Linked DNA regions of Homo sapiens: all the other regions are linked to region 1. A link is a loop called in an ENCODE intact Hi-C map of the cell type or tissue named here. Cell type or tissue: OCI-LY7. All regions are shown on one strand. Region 1 overlaps NFATC2 (nuclear factor of activated T cells 2). Region 2 overlaps NFATC2 (nuclear factor of activated T cells 2). Region 3 overlaps NFATC2 (nuclear factor of activated T cells 2). Region 4 overlaps NFATC2 (nuclear factor of activated T cells 2).

Region 1 (5,000 bases):
CTGAAACCCAGGCAGCAGTAGGCCGGTGTGAGAGGAGAGTCGAGCAGACAGCCTGCAACATACCCTGCTGCTGGGAAGGAACCCCAATAGTTATCTGGCCCAGTGGGGTGGGCCACCTGATGAGTGAGTGGAGGAAAGTTGTTTTTTTTTGGAGAGCCCAGGATTGGGGTGGCTTCTTTGCTGATTGAAATAGTTACCTACCCGGCCCTTTACTGGGCTACTTATGAGGGAGCTGGGAAGGCAGAGTGCCCTTCTGAACACCTACGATGTACCCACAGATGCACTGAGGTTAACTCATTTCCATCCTCATCATAACCTCAGAAGGCCCATCTTAAACGTTTGCTCAGTTCATTTGTTCGAAGCATTTGATAATATGCCAGTGATGGAGGCACAGAAAAGCACCCTTGCAGGGTGTGGGCGCCTGCAGGCTGAGGCTCCGAAGGATGAGTGACTTGCTGCAGTCCCACGGCTGGCAAGGCAGGGGCAGAGCTGGGGTTAAAGCCATCTTCTTTTCTCTGTCCCGGCTGCCTGGGTTCCTCAGTGATCCAGAGCTCATCAGGTTTTGGACTGAGAATATTCTGAAGAGGGTGCCTGTTAGTACATTGGAATGGTAGAGTAATGATCTGATGGGAGGAGAGACAGCAGCTCCTACTCTCCCTGATGTCCTGTGGAGTGGATGAGATAGGAAAGTCTCACAGGAGGGGCCGTGCTGCTGCATTTCTCCATATGAGAAAGCTGAAGCTGAGGCCCCCCGCCACCGAGGCCCACAGCTACAACTTTGTCACTCACTGTGTGTCTCATGCATTTGCACACATCATACCCCACTCCCTTGCTGTGGACCTCAGTGGTTCCCTCAAAGAGGTGAGCCCCACACTAGGGGAGATTTTGGTTCCCCTCCACTCTCCCACTTCCCAGGGAAGACCCAGGGAACAGCCAGAGTGGAGGCTGAGGGGCCTGTCTGCTGGCCCTGCTCACAGCCTCTCCCGGGAGATGCCTGAGTCGGCAGCACATTCTGGGCCAAGCCAGGCCCAGCCAGACCAGGCTCACAGCCAAGGATGGGGCCTGATACAGAGACAAGAAGGGCTGACAGCAGCTGGAGCGCCAAGGCCAGGGTTGCTCAGTGCTCGGGCCAGAACGATGACCAATGGGAGGAACCTTCTTGCCTGGGCTGGCCGGTGTCTTTCCCACGAAGTCCTCCGTTTCACTGCAGAGGGTCCCATGGGGTAGCGGAATCCCCCAGTGTAGGTCCAAATTCTGCTTGTCCATTTGCTGTGAGCTCCCAAGCTTATTCCTTCTCCTCTGGGAGGATCAATGTCTTCTACTCTAAAACGGGAGTGATTCCTGCTTTGTGGTCTCATGAAGTTTAGCAATAAAAATAAACACAACTAACATTCACTGAGTCCTGATGAGATGCCACGCAGGCCCATGGATTAGCTCATTTAATCTGCAGGCAGCCCAGTGAGGTTAGTGCTGTGATATTCCCATTTTATAGATGAAAAACAGAGGCAAAGAAATTAAGTGTCTTGCTCAAAGTCCCAAAATTAGAATGTTACTTTTACGTGTGAACCCTAAATTGCTTCTTGGTGTGGGCGTTTTATAATATTTTTAAAAATGTGTATATGTTGTGCCTGCAATCTGTAGTCTTTATAGCATTTGTAATTGTCTGCTATTTATTTTTAGTTTTTTGAGACAGAGTCTCGCTCTGTCATCCAGGCTGGAGTGCAGTGGCGCGATCTCGACTCACTGCAACTTCTGCCTACCGGGTTCAAGCAGTTCTCCTGCCTCAGCCTCCCAAGTAGCTGGGATTACAGGTGCGTGCCATCATGCCCAGCTATTTTTTTTTTTTTTTTTGTATTATTAGCAGAGATGGGGTTTCATCATGTTGGCCAGGCTGGTCTCAAACTCCTGACCTCAGGTGATCTGCCAGCCTCAGCCTCCCAAAGTGCTGGGATTACAGGCATAAGTCACCCTGCCCGGCCTGTTATTTCTTAAATTTAAATTTATTTTTATTGTTGAAACAGAGTCTTGCTGTGTCACCCAGGCTTGAGGGCAGTGGTGCAATCTCAACTCACTGCAACCGCCACCTCCCAGGTCAAGCAATTCTCTTGCCTCAGCCTCCCAAGTAGCTGGGATTCCAGGCACGTACCACCACGCCCAGCTAACTTTTTTTGTAGTTTTAGTGGAGATGGGGTTTCACCACCTTGGCCAGGCTGGTCTCGAAGTTCTGACCTCAAGTGATCTGCCCACCTTGGCCTCCCAAAGTGCTGGGATTACAGGGGTGAGCCACCACACCCAGCCTGTCCGCTGTTATTAACAGAAACTGCCCTCTCTGTAGGAGCGAATTTCTCTAACCAGTCTCTCCTGAGGTTCTTGGATAGATCGTAATTCTTGGCCACCCGGCTTGACGGCGAATTTCAGATAGTCAGGCAATAACTTCCCATTTCCAGGCCTACTTGGGCGATGTGGGGGAACCCTGTGCCGGTGTCAGTTTTCTTCGCTGAACCTTTGCGGTGGCTGCTGCTGTGCTGCAGGTGGGCACAGTTGCAAGACAAAGTCAACACCCAAACTGGTTAAACCAACAGCGTCCTGTTGATTCAGAGCTCATAAAATACAAGAGCCCCCCCAAGCCACTTTATGACGTGCCAGAATCCAGGGGCAGGAGGGAAGCCTGGGGAAGTCACTTTGCAGGGGCCACCTTGAAGCTTAAGCTGGAGCAGAGGTCAAGACTTCACCCGCAGGCCTGAGCCAGGCCCTCAAAGATGACTTTAAAAGCAAGGTGCCTGGTTTGGTTGGAAAACTGCAGGCTGTGCGGTTTGGATTGTCTGCAGTCTCAGAAATGAATGGGAGAAAGGGGGGCTGATGAGGAGGGTGGGTGCAAGCCTGGGAGGCCCACTGGGCTTCCTTAGAGCCTCCCACCCACCCTGGACCTGTCACCCCAATTAGCAGCCATAGGTGATGGAGGTTGCATCAGAGAGCAATAGAGAAGTAGAGCTCAGGAGGGTAATTTGGGCTGCTGTGCGCTGGCTTCAGTTCCTCTTTCAAAAGCTAATTGCTTTGCCTCTGGGTTCTCTGAGGACTGGGGCCTGCCCTGGAGGAGTTCCCCGTCCTCAGGTGGCCTCTTAAGTGTGGAACTTGGCTCTTAAGCAAACGTGCGTGACAAGTCACCCGGAAAGATTGTTAAAATGCAAATGTCTGGCCTCTGCCCGAGAGATTGGGGCACAGAGGGTGAGGGATGTGGCCTGGGTATCTGCATTTTTATCTAGCACCTTCTGACCCTGCGTTGCTGGGGGAAGATTCTGCTACAGGTGACCTGAGAGCCACACTTTGAGAAACACTGGCAACTGGGGTCAAGAAACCTGGGCCAGGCGTAGTGGCTCATGCCTATGATCCCAGCACTTTGGGAGGGCGAGGCGTGCGGATCGCCTGAGCTCAGGTGTTTGAGATCAGCCTAGGCAACATGGCAACATCCAGTCTCTATTAAAAAAAAAAAAAGAAGAAGAAACCTGGGTTATGGCTCAGGATTCACCGAGAACAGCAGTGACCACAGAGGTGACCTGTGTACACACATGCATATGTTTGGTACATATATGCTAAAATATATAAGACAACAATGTCTATGGCTGGCACATACAGCCTCTCAGAAGCTACAGCTTTTAGTGTTGCTAACCTTGCTGACCCATGTTTATTAAGCCAGACACGCTTTTGATGAACTTGTTTAATCCTCGTAATGACCTGTGAAGTGGGACTGTTAACAGCCCCATTTTACAGATGGGGAGACTGAGGCTCAGAGCTGTGAAAACCCCTACAAGGATCAACCAGGGGGGTGTCCAACACTATAGCCTTAACCAAGAGCACGTGCTGCCCTTCACTGAAGCTGAGCTCTGAGCATCTGTCCTCTCCTCTCTAGATGGGAGTGATAGTGTCTTCCTTGCTGTAGGGCTATGATTTAAGGGTTTAAACAAATAAAGTGTTGTGAAAATAACTTAGCAAGAAAAAGAGGGGCATTTTTGAAAGTCAACGATAGCAAAGACCATCATGTCTTGAGTTGTTACTGTGTGCTAAGCATGGGCTGTTTTGTCTTATATAGGATATTTTCTCCTATTGTGGTAAAATACACATAAAATTTACCATTTTAGCTATTTTCAAGTATGCAATTCAGTACATGAAGTACATTCACAATATTGTGCAACTACCACTACTCTGTAGTTGCAGAACTTTTTTTTGTTTTGTTTTGTTTCTTTGTTTGTTTTTTTGAGATGAAGTCTTGCTTTATTGCCCAGCCTGGAGTGTAGTAGCGTGATCTCGGCTCACTGCAACATCCGCCTCCTGGGTTCAAGCGATTCTCCCACCTCAGCCACCCAAGTAGCCGGGATTACAGGTACATGCTACCAGGCCCGGCCAATTTTTGTAGTTTTTAGTAGAGATGGGGTTTCACCATATTGGTCAGGCTGGTCTCGAACTTCTGACCTCAGGTGATCCACCTGCCTCGGCCTCCCAAAGTGCTGGGATTACAGGCCTGAGCCACTGCGCCCAGCCAAACTTTATCATTTTTGCTGAGGAAACTGAGGCACAGAGAGCTGCCACTCGAAGGCCACACAGCTAGTAAACTATGAAGACAGAACTTGGACCCGGACAGAGTGACATCAGGCTGAGAAAACCCCATCTGGCCTGCAGAACTTTTTTTTATCACCAGAAAAAGAAACGCCTCACGTATTAGCAGGCACTGCCCAATTTCCACCCCCCAGTGAGCCCCGATCTGCTCTCCGTCTCTCTGCGTTTGCCTGTTCTGGCCGATTGATATAAATGGGATCCTATGCCATTTGTCCTTTTGTGTCTGGCTCCTTTCACTTCACTTAATGGTTTCAAGGTCCACCCATGTCATGGCATGGAACCAGCACTTCATTCCTTTTCATGACTGAGTAATATTCTGCATGGATAGACCACGCTTTGTTTATCTGTGTATCCATGCATGACCATTTGGGTTGATATTTGATATTTTA
Region 2 (5,000 bases), 76 kb after region 1:
GATAACTCCTGTATGCTTTATCCAAAGGACACCCACAGTTTTCCAGCATAGATATAACCAAGGATGAATTGATTCCTTCAAAGAACTGGGAGGCACGGATATTGCATTTTTTGTTTACATCCAGTAGCCAAGACGCCTCAGTGAGCCAGTCTTGGGCAGAGGCTGTCACATTTAGGCAGATTGGAAGTTGGTATGTTCTAATTCTCACTCTGGACTACAGTGAGGCTGAATTTATCATGTCAAAAAAAAAAAAAAAAAAAGACCTTTCCAAGTGCTTTCTATTGCTCAGAATTGAAAGAATGTTTTCATTTCAAGTTTACAAGAGGCATGGATGGAGTTGTGACGTTCTTGACAAGCTGGGCTAACCTTTCCCGAACTTGTTTCCCGGAGGCAAGGTGCTCGGTGACCCAGCGCATCTTAACCTTGGGTCTCCTAGGCTCGAGGCTAGGGCATTACGTTTCGTGGAACCAAAGCAGCCAATTGCATAGCAAGTATTTTCCTGCATTCCAATTAAATGCTTAAGAAAAAGCAGCATCCTATAAAATTGTGATCATAAACATCCATTTCCCTCAGCTTTTGTGAGTGCCTTGACTTACAGCCAACATCACTGTTTAACTCAGTCTGTTTAAAAACAAACTTTTCTGGTGGTTGATAACAGAGAGTTGCTCCCTGAGCCATCAGGGTCCTGGGAGCTGGAAGTGAAAGGGTTATTAACATTCTACCTTTATGCAGCTGTTGGCTGACCAGAATAAACTCCCTGCTGAGTTCAAGCTTTGAATGGAATGGATGCAAATGATGTTGTTTCCATTAGAGCAGGTGCTCACAGCATTCTGATTGGCCTGAGCAGACCGAGGCTATGGCTGTTGGGACAAGCTTAGCATCCTGGACATCTTGTCAAAGAACCTCACTCACCCCTCTGGCCTCTACAGCCCTCAGAGGAGAGAAAACCAATTCTCCAACAAACAGGTCTCTCCAACATGGTGGTGCTGGCAGGCTTAGGTTTAGAAAATCCTGACTGTTAAAGGCGTTTGAATACATCACATTCCTATGCAAATGTTTTTAATCTCCAGTTTAATGTAGTTTATTTTTCCTATATGTAAAGTATTTTTATACGGCTTGTATCATGATAGTTTAGCAATAAAACAGTTGGAAGCAACATCTACTTTGGTGTATCTTTCTTTTCCAGAGAGGCTACTCAAATATTCCCTTTACATTTCGGGCTCCCTCAGCAAGGAACATTTTGTGTGTGTACATAAGTGTGTGCATTTACTCCTCGTCTCAGCCCTAGGAGGTAGGTACAGTCCCACCGTGCTTGTGACTCAGGCTCAGAAGCCACTTGCCGGAGGTGACAAAGCCACATGGTCAACCTGAATTTGTCTGGTTCTCTCCAGCACAGCTCTGCTGTAATCTGTGCCTTTAGACTACTTTTGAGGTAGCATTCATAAAAGAGATTTATGATGCCCACCTTAGACCAGCTTTCCAAGGGTCCCAAAGCATTCATGGTCAACTGGGCTAAGCCAGCCACTTGGAAGGCAAAAGCCATCATTTTTATTTGAGCATCTTGCAAAATATCAAGGCTAAAGAAAAAAAATGCACCTTATACCTTCAAACCCACAAACATAAGTACTAGAACCTTCTAGCCAAGTTCCTCCTTAAAACAGCTTTTGCCCTCCTGTAGCTAAAGCACCTAAGAGGTTTGGAAGTAGCTGCTATTTTTAATGTCTTAATATGGTTCGAACCTCCTCCCACCCTTTAACCCCAGGGAAACGGGATACCTGCCCCCGGCCCTGTGTTTTAGGGACCCACTTCACCCCACCATAGCCCTGCACTTGGAATGTCTTCCTGGGAATTTTCTAGCCCCCCATTCCAGTGCGTGTAACCAGCACTACCAAATGGGCAGGGGTCCCAAGCTCAGACAGGGACCTGCATGGGTCCTGGCTGCTGGAAGTGTCTATCTTGAAATAGCCTTAGTCTCCCTCTGGTGGCTGGGACTAGCTGGCTCCCATTTCTCCCCTTCAGATGCCCCAAAGAGCTCTAGAACCTGCACCTACAGGGTCCAGGCCAGCTTCCAGAAGAGCACCCTGGTGAGCAGATTGCTCCTGATGGCTGGTGCAGTATTTTCATTGTGATTTTTGTGGGATGGTGTGAGACTGAATCACCAGAATGGTGCTGATTTAGGAATGGCTCAAATTGCACATGCAGACAGGAGCCCCACAAAAAATATCTGCCCAGGGCTACACCTAAGAGGCAACTGTGCCCCACTAAGATGATTGCTGCCGCTGCGGCCAACTGTTTTGCTTTAACTCACTTTCTGAAAACCTTACACCACTTCTCCTGAATCGAAAGTCAAAATCACTTAAGCAGAGGACAAGGCTAAAACTATACAGTCATTTTTAAAAAAGAAAAAACAAAAAACAAAAAACAAGTCTGTGTTCTACATTTATATTTAAGCCACACTTAATAAACACAAATTTGGCCTGTGCCTCAGTTTCCCCAGATATAAAATGAGTTCTCTAGTCCCCACCTCACAGGTGCTGCATGTTTAATCAATATTACCTATCGATCCACTGTCCCGTCATTTAACAAACAGATTTCAGATTCACCTAAGGCATATCATGGAGCCTTGAGCTCATCTTGAGACCTCATTTGACTAATATCTGGAAGAAAACATTTAGAGCTCTGACTATGGGATTTAAATTTTTCTAAATAGATCATTAAAGCCAGAAACTTGAGTTTATCCAATTTTCAAAACCTGAGATAACAAGGAAGTTCGTATTGGAGCATCTTGGGGTCACTTTGCCAGGAGTTTGCAAATCTGAACATTGTTCCTTGCTGTATCCAACAGCATGGGGTAGTTTCGTACAAAGGAGCAGAAACAGAACAGTGGTTTCGTGCCAAGTTGGGATTTAAGAAGTGGTAAGATTGACAGGAGAAAACAAATGCTGACTCCTACTCAGCCTCTTCATGTTCATACATTGGGAGGAAACTGGGTTCCTGGTAGGACCAGGTTGAGTATAAAATAACGCTGAGGACAGAGGCACAGAACCACAAGGACCTTTAAGAAATGAAAGTGAAGTCATTTCTTTTGTCTGTGGATCCCCAGTAGCTGTGATGGGGTATAGGGGACACACTTGCTATAAACCTCATGACATTTTGTGGTACAAAGATGGACAAGGTCAGACCAAACTTTCTCCAAAAAGGGCTTCTCACTCTAAACCACCTCTTGCCCTGCCCTCCTGGTAAAATTCAGAAGTTGAGCTTTGTAAATGGCCCGATGAGGAGTTATCAAAGAAACAAAACCCCCTGCTGTATATCTGCCGTGTCCCAGGCCCTCTAGGAATCCCTGATTTACGAAAAACTTCAAGCTCTGAAACATTGCGCTGGACTCGAGACAGGAAGTACAGTGACAATTCACTCTGATTTCCAGGGGCTATACTTTTTACATCAGTGATCCCTAAATTTTTTGTTGAAATGGGGACACTTCATCCTTCTATGAAATACTGACAAAACTCCTTGAAAACACGTTGCCAACAGTTTCTGCTGCTGTGCAAAGTGTCAGAGGATATTTGATTCAGAACCCTCTGCCCTTAATACCATGAGAAAAAAGCATTCACAGGACAACCGTGGAGAGGGTTGTATTTACACCTTCACATACACACGTGCCAGACTCCTGTATGACCTCCCCAACTATGTGCCTTCTTCTCTTTGGTAGCCAGGAGGCATTTTGAGTTCAACATGCCCCAAAATTTCCTGATTCCCAATCTCCTCTTCCTCCCTTCTCCCAACACACACCCATCTTACTCATCAGTTTATGGCAACACCATCTACACAGTCGCTTAGTCAAAACCCTGGGAATAACCCCGGATCCTTCACTGTCCCCACTGCCCACATATCAGCAAGTCCTGCTGGGTCCCTTCTGAAATCATCCCACCTCTATGCCTCATGCTCACCAGAACACCCTCATCTCCTACCTGGATGACACAACAGCCCTTTGCTGGTGTACTCCCGACCTCCCCGTCCACACAGCAGCCAGATCGAGGTTAAAGCAGCCTCAGATCCCATCACAGCCCTGTTTAAAGCCCTCCACGGCTTCCCTTTGCGTTCAGGATGATCCGAATTTCAGGCAAGAGGCTCAGCCATCTTCCTCGGCCCCAAGTTCTCCAGCCTCCAGGTCTCTTTTCTGTTCCTTGCCCAGACCACACCATTCCCCACCTCTCTCTCTGTCTCCTCCTAAAACTTGAAACGCTTTGACCCCCGAGTTTCGTGGACTGGCTCTTCCTCATTCTTCAATTTTCCAATCAAATTCTTGTCCTCAGAGGACTTCAGTGACCGCTGTCATGTGGGACCTACCCCATGCCCCACCCACACATGCACTCAGCCTGGCATGTCAAAAACGCTGTTTGGATGGCCGTGTGCATGTTTGCTGCCTGTCTCTTGCCCCTGTAAATTCCATGGCGGCGACGATTGTCTTGATTTGCTCAATGCCATCTCTCTACCACCCTGGCATGCGGTATGGTAGGCCCCCAGGAACCGGGTGTTAAATGAGCAAACATGCCTTTTCCTGTGCATGGAGAACAATGGGCTCATCTGGCATGTATGGAAAATTAATCATTTCCTAATATTTAACACATTTTATAAACCAAACAACTGACTCAAGGGAGACTTTCCTCCTGCCCCACATGGCTCGGTTTATTCATCTCTAATTACACAGCAGTGTATTCCAGCCTGTCTTCTAGACAGAGCCAGTTCCCTTTGCTACAGAAAGCCAAAGGCCATAATTCCCTAGAATCCTGGAGCCTGCCAGGCCAGTTATCTGCTTTCTGGCAGCCTGCAGTCACCTGTGGCCCTCCTGCTTGTAAAATGCTCACTGCTGTGGCTCAACAGCTCCTTGGGGACAGGTAAGAGAAGGGCCGGCCAGCCAGCTGCCGTTTACAAGCCCAATCTGAAACCGGCTTCTCGGGGGAGTCTGTTTGACAAGGTGAATAACGGATTGTTTGCAG
Region 3 (5,000 bases), 58 kb after region 1:
AGTCAATACCTACTTCATGGGATGACCGTGAGGATTAACAACATATATATGTAGGCTGGGTGTGGTGGCTCACACCTGTCATCCCAGCACTTTGGGAGGCCAAGGCCAGCGGATCACCTGAGGTCAGGAGTTTGAGACCAGCCTGGCCAACATGGTGAAATCCTGTCTCTACTAAAAATGCAAAGTTTAGCCGGGCATGGTGGCGGACACCTGTAATCCCAACTACTCAGGAGGCTGAGGCAGGAGAATCGCTTGAACCTGGGAGGCGGAGGTTGCTGTGCTCTGGGAGACAGTTGAAAGCCAGACCTGATCGGAAAAATTCTGGGCAAGTCCTATCAATTAGGAGGTGGTAGTTATTCTTTCGCCCAATCATTCCTCCTTGAGATTTTTACTGAGCACCTACTATGTGCTGGGCTCTGTCCTAGGTGCTGGGGATACAGCAGTAGATGAGAGAGATGAGGTCTGTGCCTTAATGAGGGTATTACCAACCAGTGAGAGGTTGGTGTTAAAATGTCACGGGTTTCAAGATACGGGGTTCTGTGATCTGATTCATGCTACTCCCTCCCAAAACACCAGGGCCACAGGAGCCATGCACAGCTGAAAGGCAGTGCCTATGAAAGCTTGCCTATCTGATGCCAAGCTTCTACGAACATGGCACATGCAAACAGACCTGCTGGTGAGGCACGGTGAGATGACACGTGTGAGGTCATGGCGCCTGCACACCCACAGTTCCCTGGGAACTCGAGGTGAATGTGTTTGCCTGCCTCACATCTTCCTGAGTGGTGTCTCCAGTCCCGAAGAGCAGCCTCTGGTACTGCTCTGTTGGCCTCGCGTTGCATGTGGATCTGGGGTTTGAAAGGCATCATTGAAGTCTAGTGGTGGAGGGTGGGTTGGGGGAGGACTAGGAGGATGTCTTACGGTCCCTGGAAGCTAATTTGGGGGGCATGTCCTGTCTGGTGTTGCTTGGCTGGCGTCTGATGCATTTCTCTTCCAGGAGCTCAACTCGAAGCAGGTGGCTCCTCTTGCCATCTTGGGGCTTGGTGCCTTCCTGGCCACAAACTGATCTGCCAGTGACATGCTCTCCTCCCAGTGAGCCCCTTTTACTAGAAACCAGAGTCTCAGAATCACCATGTCTACTCATCCCAAGAGCTGGGGACAGTTTGGCACGTGGTGTGGCATCTTTCTCGTAAGCCCCAAGGTCTTGCTCATAAAATGGCTGGTGGCAGGGTGCTTGTGAGTCTGCTGTCTGGGCTGGTTTCCGGAGGCCTCTGGTTTGCAGAGAGCGTCAGTGACTCACGCTGCTCTGCAGGTCGCCGGCCCAAAGCTGTCTGCGCACACTAGGGCGCAGTGAGGCCTGGGAGGGGCCCCTCTCAGCAGGATGTGAAAATGCATCTCTGAGAGCATGGCTGATCTCAGCCCTGCCCATTCTGAAAATGCAGAAATAGCTTCAAAGGTGAAAGTGCTTTGGTGGAAGAGGGTGGACTGGCCATCATCAATTCAGTCTGTTAACAAGCATCCTCTGTGTGAGGGCTGAGACACACTGCTGCTGCTAATAGAAAGAGCTGCTACTTTTGGTTATTTCTTAGCTTGGCATAGTGCCATATATATGCATTCCCATATTACAGATGAGAAAAACTGAGACTCGAGGACTTAAAAGATTGGCTCTGATTCCCAAAACAAGTAATGTGGTACAGAGTTCTTATGATGTGCCTTGCATGTTTGAAGAACTTTGCATGCATTGACTCAGATTCTCTCTAAAAGCCTTAGAAGCTGGGAATAGTTTTTGCCCACCTTTAACAGAGGAGGCACAGAAAGGGTTAGGATTTGCCTCAAGTTCTATGAAAGGATGTGGCAGAGCTGGGATTTGGACCCCAGCTGTCTGTGTGTCCCTGGGACTCTGACCCCAGGGTGTGAGCCCCTCGCCAGGACAGCTGAGAAAGGGAGGAGCTGTTGGCTGCAAGAAACAGAGATTTGGGCCTGATCATGGGCAGACAAGCAGGATTCAGATGCAGAGGAAAAAGAGGGCCTCCTAGGCATCAGCCAAGCGACACAAAGGTGTGGCGGTGGGGATATCAGGGTCTGCTCCTTGTTCAACCCCTGCCACGGACCAGCCATGGGATGCTGGACCTAAAATAGAGGGATGTCTGCTTACCTGAACCTCGATGACTTCACTGGCCAGATGCCTACCTCGTGAGCATAGACCGAGACTTTGGAGAGGAATGTACTTTGGGGACTGTGTCAGTCAGCTCGGGCCACATAACAAAATATCATAGACTTAGTGGCTTAAACAACAGAAATTTATCTTCTCACAATTCTAGAGGCTAGCAATCCAAGACCAGGATTCTGGAGAATCCTGTCAAGATCAGGTTCTGGAGAGGACCTGCTTAGGTCCTGGCTTGCAGACAGTCACCTTTTCTCCCATTGTGTTCTCCTGTGAGACAATGAGACTGACCTCTGGTGGCCCTTCTTCTTAGGCCACTAATTCCATCACGAGGGCCCCACCTTCATGACTGCACCAAGTCCTAATTATCTCCCAAAGGCCCCATCTCCAAATACCATCACAGAGTGGTTTAGGGCTTCAATATAGGAATTTGGCTGGTGTGGTGGGGGCATAACTTAGTGTGTAGCAGGGACTGTATAGGTGAAAGGTTTGATCAAGGGGTGAATCAGGAGTGAAGGTTCTGTCTGCCTGTTCTGGGAACTACTGTCTTTTAGGAACACCTGGTGCAGTGTCACCCATGAATACAGTCCTTGCTGGTCACTCCAGGTGGCCTTTGAGATGATAGCAGTACGTGCAAGGGCCACGCATGTGGATCTCACTTGGAGAAATTTAAGACAGAGCCTGGTCCCTACTCAGATCTTGAGAAATTTCTTTGCAGGAAGCCTAGTGGCTTCTCTTGCCTGTGAATCTGGAAGGTATGGAGGGAGTATGGTTGACATCTCTTATGGGAAATCCAAGACTTAAAATACAAAAGATAGATCCAAAGGTTTGTGGAAGAAACTGTGACATGGCCAGGGATGCCTCTGCTTCCAGGACGTGCGCTTGAGTTGGGCTTCGGGAGAATGTGGATGTGTTGGGGGGAGGTGTGTCCCATGTTGGGCCTGTGCTGTGAGCTGGTCCTGGCATATGTGGGTAAACATAGAATGATCTGGAAGGTGAACTTATGGGAGGGCGAGATGGAGACTGGACTGGAAATTCAATAAATATCCAGTGAATTCTTTCTAAGAATCAGGGGCCATGTTGGTATTTGAAGAAATATCTTTATGAAGCCAGGCCAGGGGTTTTGCCCCTTCTCCCAGAAGAGGGGGAGGTTTTGCATGATTCTGTGACATGAGCAAAGCAAGTTAGGGTGGAAATCTTTCTTACTGCTCCCACCTGCTAATCCACCTGGGAGTGTCTGACCTGCTTACAATTCCATCTCTCTTGGATAAGCAAAGAGGCATATACTCAAATGTCTTAAAAGAAATGTTTGGTTAATTCCTCTAACCCCCAGAGGGGGTTTATGGTATATGTCTTCCCCAAAACTCAGGTATTTATTTTATTATCTCATTTGTGATCACAGGCTGATTTGTGGGTTTGAATTACTGTTTGTTTCCTATGTCTCAATTCAATATAGTAACAAGTGCTTTTCTTTTGCCTTTTTTTTTTTCCAAAGGCAGCAAGTTATTTTGCAGGGCTTGTGCTGTTGGCTGATGTTTCTTAGCAGAGGGTTGGGGCCGAGGTGGTGATGAACTGGCTGAAGGACAAGGAAGTAAACTGTGGTTTGTTTAGAATGCTTTCCTGCCTGTGGTTGCTACTTTAGAAGCCGTGTGGTTGCTTGATAGGAGAGGTGCAGCTTAGTTGCATGTAATCAGAAGAAATTCTGCTGAATTGGAGAATAGAAATGGGCAGTTCAGGTCTGAGTTTACACAGTTGGTTAGTCCTTCCTTGTCGGGCAGCTTAGTTGAGAAAGTCACCAATTGTTTCTCCGTAGATTGTAAGTTGATGTGCAATCATTGCAAAAAAGCAGACAATGGAGATGATGGTAGCATATTCTACACTGGCTAGGAGGGGACATCTGACTTGCATTGTAGAAACACAAAACTGGACGTCCCTTAGACCAGTGCCTGATTCCCATTGGTTCCACCACGGAGATGCACGCAGGGTTTCCCTTAAATTCCATCCCATTCAAACGTGCATGCCTGTGAGCTCAGAAGTCTGGGAAGCTAGTTGTATATTTGTCAAGGAGACAGATTCTTGGGTCTGTACTTTTGTCTGTAATGGCTATTTGTTGACACCTTGTGTTTTTATGAAAATTATCACCATTGATTAAGCTCATCAGTGAACCACTTCTAATTTACATCTTAAATTATCACCTAGTCCATAGGATCAGTGGGATGACTCACCAGTTTATGCCTGGGGTAAAAATGCAAGGCCACTGTATAGGTCTTAGGCTGTAACCTTGTATTAGGTTGGCGCAAAAGTAATTGTGGTTTTTGAGGTACCCCTGTGTCTTTGGGAGGATTTGTAGATGACACTTAGGGACCATGTAGTAAGTCTAAATACTGCCTTTTCTCTTGACGTCCGCATCTCCATATTACTGACAACTGACCAGCACATTCACGTGGATCAATGGACTTACCTCCCATTTAAATATGTAGGGAAACAGAATGGTATCCTTGGTTATTGGAATGGCCTCTTTTAGACTGGTCTTTGTCTCTTTCTCTTCCATCTTCTTTAGGGGACCATATTGTGGGCTTAATAAACACATGCCAATGAGCCAGCTATAGCATCTCATTTATTTTTATTTTTTTGAGACAGTCTTGCTCTGTTGCCTAGGTTGGGGTACAGTGGCACCATCTCAGCTCACTGCAACCTCCGCCTCCCAGGTAGCTGAGGTTACAGGCACCTGCCGTCACACCCAGCTAATTTTTGTATTTTTAGTAGAGACGGGGTTTCACCATATTGGCCGGGCTGGTCTTAAACTCCTGACCTCAAGTGATCCACCCACTTCGGCCTC
Region 4 (5,000 bases), 68 kb before region 1:
AATTACTCACCCTCTCTGAGCCTCATTTTCCCCCTATATAAAATGGGGAAACGATATCAGCTGCTTCATAGGGTTCTTGTGAGACAAATATGAACATACACTAGATGCGTACAGTTCTCGATATAAAGTAAGTGGTATAGATGTGCTAGTATTTTGATTATGACAAGCGGCTCACTGACCCACTAACACTTTAGTAAGATTTAGTCGATCCACTGCCAGGTAGCCTGGGAGGAAAAGTACAAAGTGTGGAATGGAGAGGGTGTTGGAAGCACGTTTTACCTCCTCCACACATTTTCTGAAGGTCAGCAGGATCTGAGGTAAAAAGAGAATTCCTAAAGTGCTGACCAACCCATTTTATTTTTATAAAAATGTCTTCCTTTTTTTCGTAATGCTTTCGAAGGGGTTGGGGACTAGTGCGTTCAAGTTGTTGTAAAATAGACTAACTATAGCAGGGAAAGGGCAGAATTGTCACCGAAAAGATTGTTCTTTCAATAATAATCCAGTAGGCCCCATTTACTGGGTATTGATTCTGTGTGTCTTGGGCTTTGCATAGGTTAGGGAAACCGACAGGCTTGTATCATCACCAGTGTCATCACCCCGTGTCACACATGAGGACATGGAGTTTCCCCAAGTCTCACAGCCGGGGGTGGGAGTGGATCTGGAGTCCCCTAACCCCGTGCTACCCTCTGTTGACTGAGACCTGGATCTCAGCGTAGAGCTCTTGCTTGGTGGGGCAAAGAGGAGGGCTGAACTGGCCTCCCCAGCAATCTTGTCCTGTAGTTTTTGGGAGTGGCCAGAGATTTCTCCACATATTCACAGGGCCTACCTATTGGGTAAGCACCCAGGAACTTGATGAAAGGAGGGGTGATAAGAATGAGAACTTTCAGGTGTCTGCCACAGAGATGAGCGTCACCTGCCAGGGCTGAGAGTGAGAAGATGTCTCATTTCTGAATCAGTTCAGGTTGAGGGCGTGAGTCATGAGTTGATGCTTCCAGCAGTCTTTGGGCCTCTGCTGTGCGCAGGCCTCCTGTGCCATGCTGGGGCTCTAAAGCCAGGAGCCGTGGTTCTCAGCTGGGGGCGAGCCTGCCTGGCAGGAGATGTTTGGCGATGCCTGGAGACATTTTTGGTTGCCACAACGGGGAGAGGGACAGGGCAGCTGCTATTGGCATCCAGTGGGTAGGTGGCTGTGAGGATCAAGTAATTTACTACATGTAATGTGCTTATAACAATGCCTAGCATGTAAGTTCTCAATATATTTTAGCTGCTTTTTCTGCATTATAATCATCTTCATAATAATTATTGATGTAAGACTCCTATCTGCCTCTAAGAACCTCAGAGTCTAGAGGGTAGACAGACGAGTGAATCCATAGATAGACTTCAATGTGGGACTCTGTGGGACCTGGGAGTGTAGAAGAGCTGCCTGATCCAGCCTGGGGAAACAGGGAGGGCCTCCAGGAGGGGGTGGCTCAGGTCAAGTCATGATGGATAAATAGTGGCTTGTTAGGAGATGTAAGGTCGGGAGGTATGGAAGGGAGTTCTGGGTAAGGGGAACAGCATGTGCGTGACATGGAGGTACAGAGGCCCTTGAGCAGCAACCTCTGAATCCCCCATCCCTGCTTCTATCTTCTTCCTCCCTTTGGTACTGATGCTTCGTATGCAGGCCAGGTACCTCCCATGGTAGGTGAAATGGATTTTAGGTGGTCCACCAGTGAGGACGTTGTATGTGCTAAGAACTATTTTTCAGCGCTATTTTCTCTTTGAACTAGTCAGAAGGAGTGGAGTTTCAGGCCAGGCATGGTGGCTAATGCCTGTAATCCCAGCACTTTGGCAGGCCGAGGTGGGCAGATCACTTGAGGTCAGGAGTTCGAGACTAGCCTGACCAACATGGTGAAACCCTGTCTCTACTGAAAACACAAAAAAATTAGCCGGGCATGGTAGTGGTCACCTGTAATCCCAGCTACTCAGGAGGCTGAGGCAGGAGAATCGCTTGAACCCGGGAGGCGGAGGTTGCAGTGAGTCGAGATCGCACCACTGTACTCCAGCCTGGCAACAGAGCAAGACTCTGTCTCAAAAAACAAAAAACAAACAAACAAAAAAGGAGTAGCGCTTCAGTGAGGTACTGCTGTACCATTGACACCTTTCTTTCTAACACTGGCTCCTCCCTTTCCCTGTTCCTAGGTCTTGACTTTCTGGGGTCTTGGAAATGTTCCATATTTTGATTATGTTGGTGGTAGCAAGAATGTATGACATTTGGCAAAACTCGTCAAACTCTATACTCAAAACACTGACATCTGTGTATATGAGTTATACCGCAGAAGCATTGGCGGGGGCGGGGCTGTATAAAGCCTCAGACTCAGAGCCTTTGCCCAGCCACTGTGTCTTGCTTGAATTTAGTAAGTTTTATTTTTATTGTATTTTTACCCTACCTTCTATTTATGGAGGTGACATTGATTTTCCATCTGCAGTAGTGGTGTAAAGTTTCCTTTTAAAATAAAAAAAAAATAAGTGAGTGAATTTAAATACTAGAAGTATTAAGTAAATACTTTTTGGTGGCACATGGATAGAGCAAAGATCGTGCAAGTGGTTAAAAAAAAAGCAAGCTTTTTGGAAATCCTCCTGAGAACATTTGGTGGTTCTGAGATGAAACTAACTTCACCCAGTGCCGTGCGGGCATCGTGATGACTGTAAGAAAGCCGCCTGTGAGCGTGGCAGTTGTTTAAGGAGAAATAGTGACGAATCTCAGCCACTGACTTAGAGAAATATTTTAATGATGTGCTATTTGTGAAATTTACTGTCAAATACCCAGGGGACTGAGAATTAAATGATTATTAATTATCTTCATATTCCCTGCTTGCTGGTAAACATTTAAAGTCTTGTCAAGAGGAAAAAAAAAAAACTGCCGCTTGGATTAATGAAAACCAATGTAAATGCTTTAAATACTTTTGCTCAGCACACTGGAGCTTTCTGTTTTTCAGAGCTCCTAGGGAGTGTGAGTGATGTGTGTTTTCAGGACTGCGTTTCTGTGGACTGTGCACATCAGCCCCAAGGGTGTGTTTCTGATAAGATACAGTGCAGTTCTTCTGATACGGCCGGAATTTTTGCTAAGAAACTTTTTGTGTTTTGTTTTTCTGGTTCGAAGGGCAGTGAATTCTCAGAATGTTGTCGGCCATGGGTTTGACATTCCTCTTTTCCTAGATTAAAACTCTGTGCTCTGTTACCTTCTAGGAAGGCGTGTGTGTGTGTATGTGCGAATTCAAATACACATTTACATTAAACTACAGCCTCACAAGAACTCCAGGCCTTACAGATGCTAGCTAGAAAAATCAAAGGATTTCAGAGCCAGAAGCCACCAAGGAAACTGATTCAGTTTAATGCTGTTCAGTTATAAATGAGAAGGTGTTGAGGCCTCCAGTGGGTGGGGGACTTTTCCAAAGTCACGCTGCTACTTAGTGGCGGAGCAGGACTGCACTCTTCATTTCCTGCTTCGTAAAACAGGGTTTCATTACTGTATATCATGCTATGTCACCTACCACCTATGAAATAAAATTAAAAATGTTTCTTTTGGGAGTTACATTTATTTTCTTACACAATTACACAAATCAAAGGAAGTCTCCTTTCTGCCATGCCACTGTCCTCCCATTCCTTAGTTCCCCTCCCTGGAGGATGTCACTATTACTTGTGACTTCCAGAGAAAGCCTGTGCATCCTTCAGCTGTGCGTGTACATCTGTCTGTGTGTGTACATATGTGTGTGTACATCTGTCTGTGCGTGTACATCTGTACATCTGTGTATATATGTGCAGGTGTAATCTGTATACATCTGTGTGTACATCTGTCTGTGTACATTGTGTGTACATCTCTCTGTGTTTGTGTACATCCTCTCACTTTTTATGCTGTGCACACTATACAGCTTGCTTTTCTCTAATACTAAATCTCAGTGGTCATTCCATGTCAATGCATAAAGAACTTCTTCAGGCCTTTTTGTAGCTATACTGTATCCCATCATATGAATGAGCCAGAATTAATTCATCCCCAATAGATGGGCTTTGGGTTGCTTCCAGTCTTTTGGGATTACAGTCAGGGTTGTAGTAATGAATCTTAAGCATACACAGGTCATTTTGCACAGGTGAGAGTATATCTGCAGGAAGAATTTTTTTTTTTTTTTTTTTTTGGGACAGGTTCTCATCCTGTCACCCAAGCTGGGAGGTGGTGGTACGATCATGGCTCACTACAGCCTTGATCCTCCCACCTCAGCTTCTCCAGTGGCTGGGACTACAGGTAGGTGCCACCATGCCCAGCTAATGAAAAAAAAATTTTTGTTTTAGAGATGGGGTCTCTACGTTGCCCAGGCTGGTCTTAAACTCCTGACCTCAAGCAATCTTCCTACCTCTGTCTCCCAAACGGTTGGGATTCCAGGTGTGAGCCACCATGACTGGCCCAGGATGAATTTCTAAAAGTAGCATTGCTTGGTTCCGAGGGCACATGTGGTTCCGGGGGCACGTGTGTTTGGAATTTTCATGGATATTACAAAATGACCCTCTCTAGAGTTATAGCCTTCTATCTTTTGGTTTGGATATTAGCATCTTTGAGTAATAGTTTATTCCAGGTAGACTTTTCTGAACTTGCCTCATTCATTCAGCCAACACATCCTTTCTGAGGGCCTGTTTAGTGGCAGGACCATTCCAAGTGCTTAGGGGCATGGCGGAGCAAGAGTCCTCATGGCATTTGCTGATTGGTGGGGGTGGATCTCGAGGTCGAGGGAAGGGCAGACTGGAGGTCGAGGGAAACGGAGCACTCCACAGTTCCTCAGTCGTTATGGTGAGATGTGCACAGAACACAGCAGGGGCCTGTGAGTGGGGCCTGAGCTAGTCAAGTGGTCAGGGGTCCTTCTAGAAGCATGCAGTACTTAAGCCCAGCTCATGGGCATGAATGGGCTTTAGTCCTGTGGAGAAGGGGGCCTGGCAGTGGGTAGGGGAGGAGCTGTTGAGGCAGGGGGAGCAGC

Evidence for each region. A loop is a pair of places that touch in the nucleus more often than their neighbours do. Peaks named below come from ENCODE experiments on the same cell type or tissue, not always from the same donor. Only the 100,000 strongest peaks of a DNase experiment are listed, where the experiment ranks them.
Region 2: it touches region 1 in a loop (7-fold over the local background); 11 of 110 quality-filtered maps call a loop at or near these places.
Region 3: it touches region 1 in a loop (5-fold over the local background); 7 of 110 quality-filtered maps call a loop at or near these places.
Region 4: a loop joins it to region 1, with 2.5 times the contacts of the local background. A loop is called at or near these places in 14 of 110 quality-filtered maps.

Annotation. Positions count from the first base shown.
Region 1 is chr20:51,459,132-51,464,131 of GRCh38, reverse strand. All of the region lies in intron 5 of NFATC2 (nuclear factor of activated T cells 2), which reads left to right. Among named protein-coding and RNA genes, the nearest start is that of MIR3194, 8.7 kb to the right of the region's middle. RefSeq lists an enhancer at 570-1,530. In OCI-LY7, no CTCF peak of the experiment used is centred here; DNase peaks (open chromatin) are centred at 2,541 and 3,071; H3K4me3 peaks cover 1,772 bases; H3K27ac peaks cover 4,511 bases.
Region 2 is chr20:51,383,119-51,388,118 of GRCh38, reverse strand. It overlaps NFATC2 (nuclear factor of activated T cells 2), which reads left to right. Exons shown (of 11, transcript NM_012340.5): 11 at 1-1,156. The region is part of intron 2 of LOC105372663 (a long non-coding RNA gene); the gene reads right to left. Among named protein-coding and RNA genes, the nearest start is that of MIR3194, 67 kb to the left of the region's middle. In OCI-LY7, a CTCF peak has its summit at 1,995 (motif pointing left); DNase peaks (open chromatin) are centred at 798, 1,328 and 1,988; H3K4me3 peaks cover 3,713 bases; H3K27ac peaks cover 5,000 bases.
Region 3 is chr20:51,401,130-51,406,129 of GRCh38, reverse strand. The region is part of intron 9 of NFATC2 (nuclear factor of activated T cells 2); the gene reads left to right. Among named protein-coding and RNA genes, the nearest start is that of MIR3194, 49 kb to the left of the region's middle. RefSeq lists an enhancer at 1,084-1,243. In OCI-LY7, CTCF peaks have their summits at 2,285 and 2,484 (motif pointing left); DNase peaks (open chromatin) are centred at 962, 1,329 and 3,769; H3K4me3 peaks cover 441 bases; H3K27ac peaks cover 4,695 bases.
Region 4 is chr20:51,527,255-51,532,254 of GRCh38, reverse strand. All of the region lies in intron 1 of NFATC2 (nuclear factor of activated T cells 2), which reads left to right. Among named protein-coding and RNA genes, the nearest start is that of NFATC2, 13 kb to the left of the region's middle. RefSeq lists enhancers at 785-954, 995-1,044. In OCI-LY7, no CTCF peak of the experiment used is centred here; DNase peaks (open chromatin) are centred at 2,334 and 3,439; H3K4me3 peaks cover 1,644 bases; H3K27ac peaks cover 2,462 bases.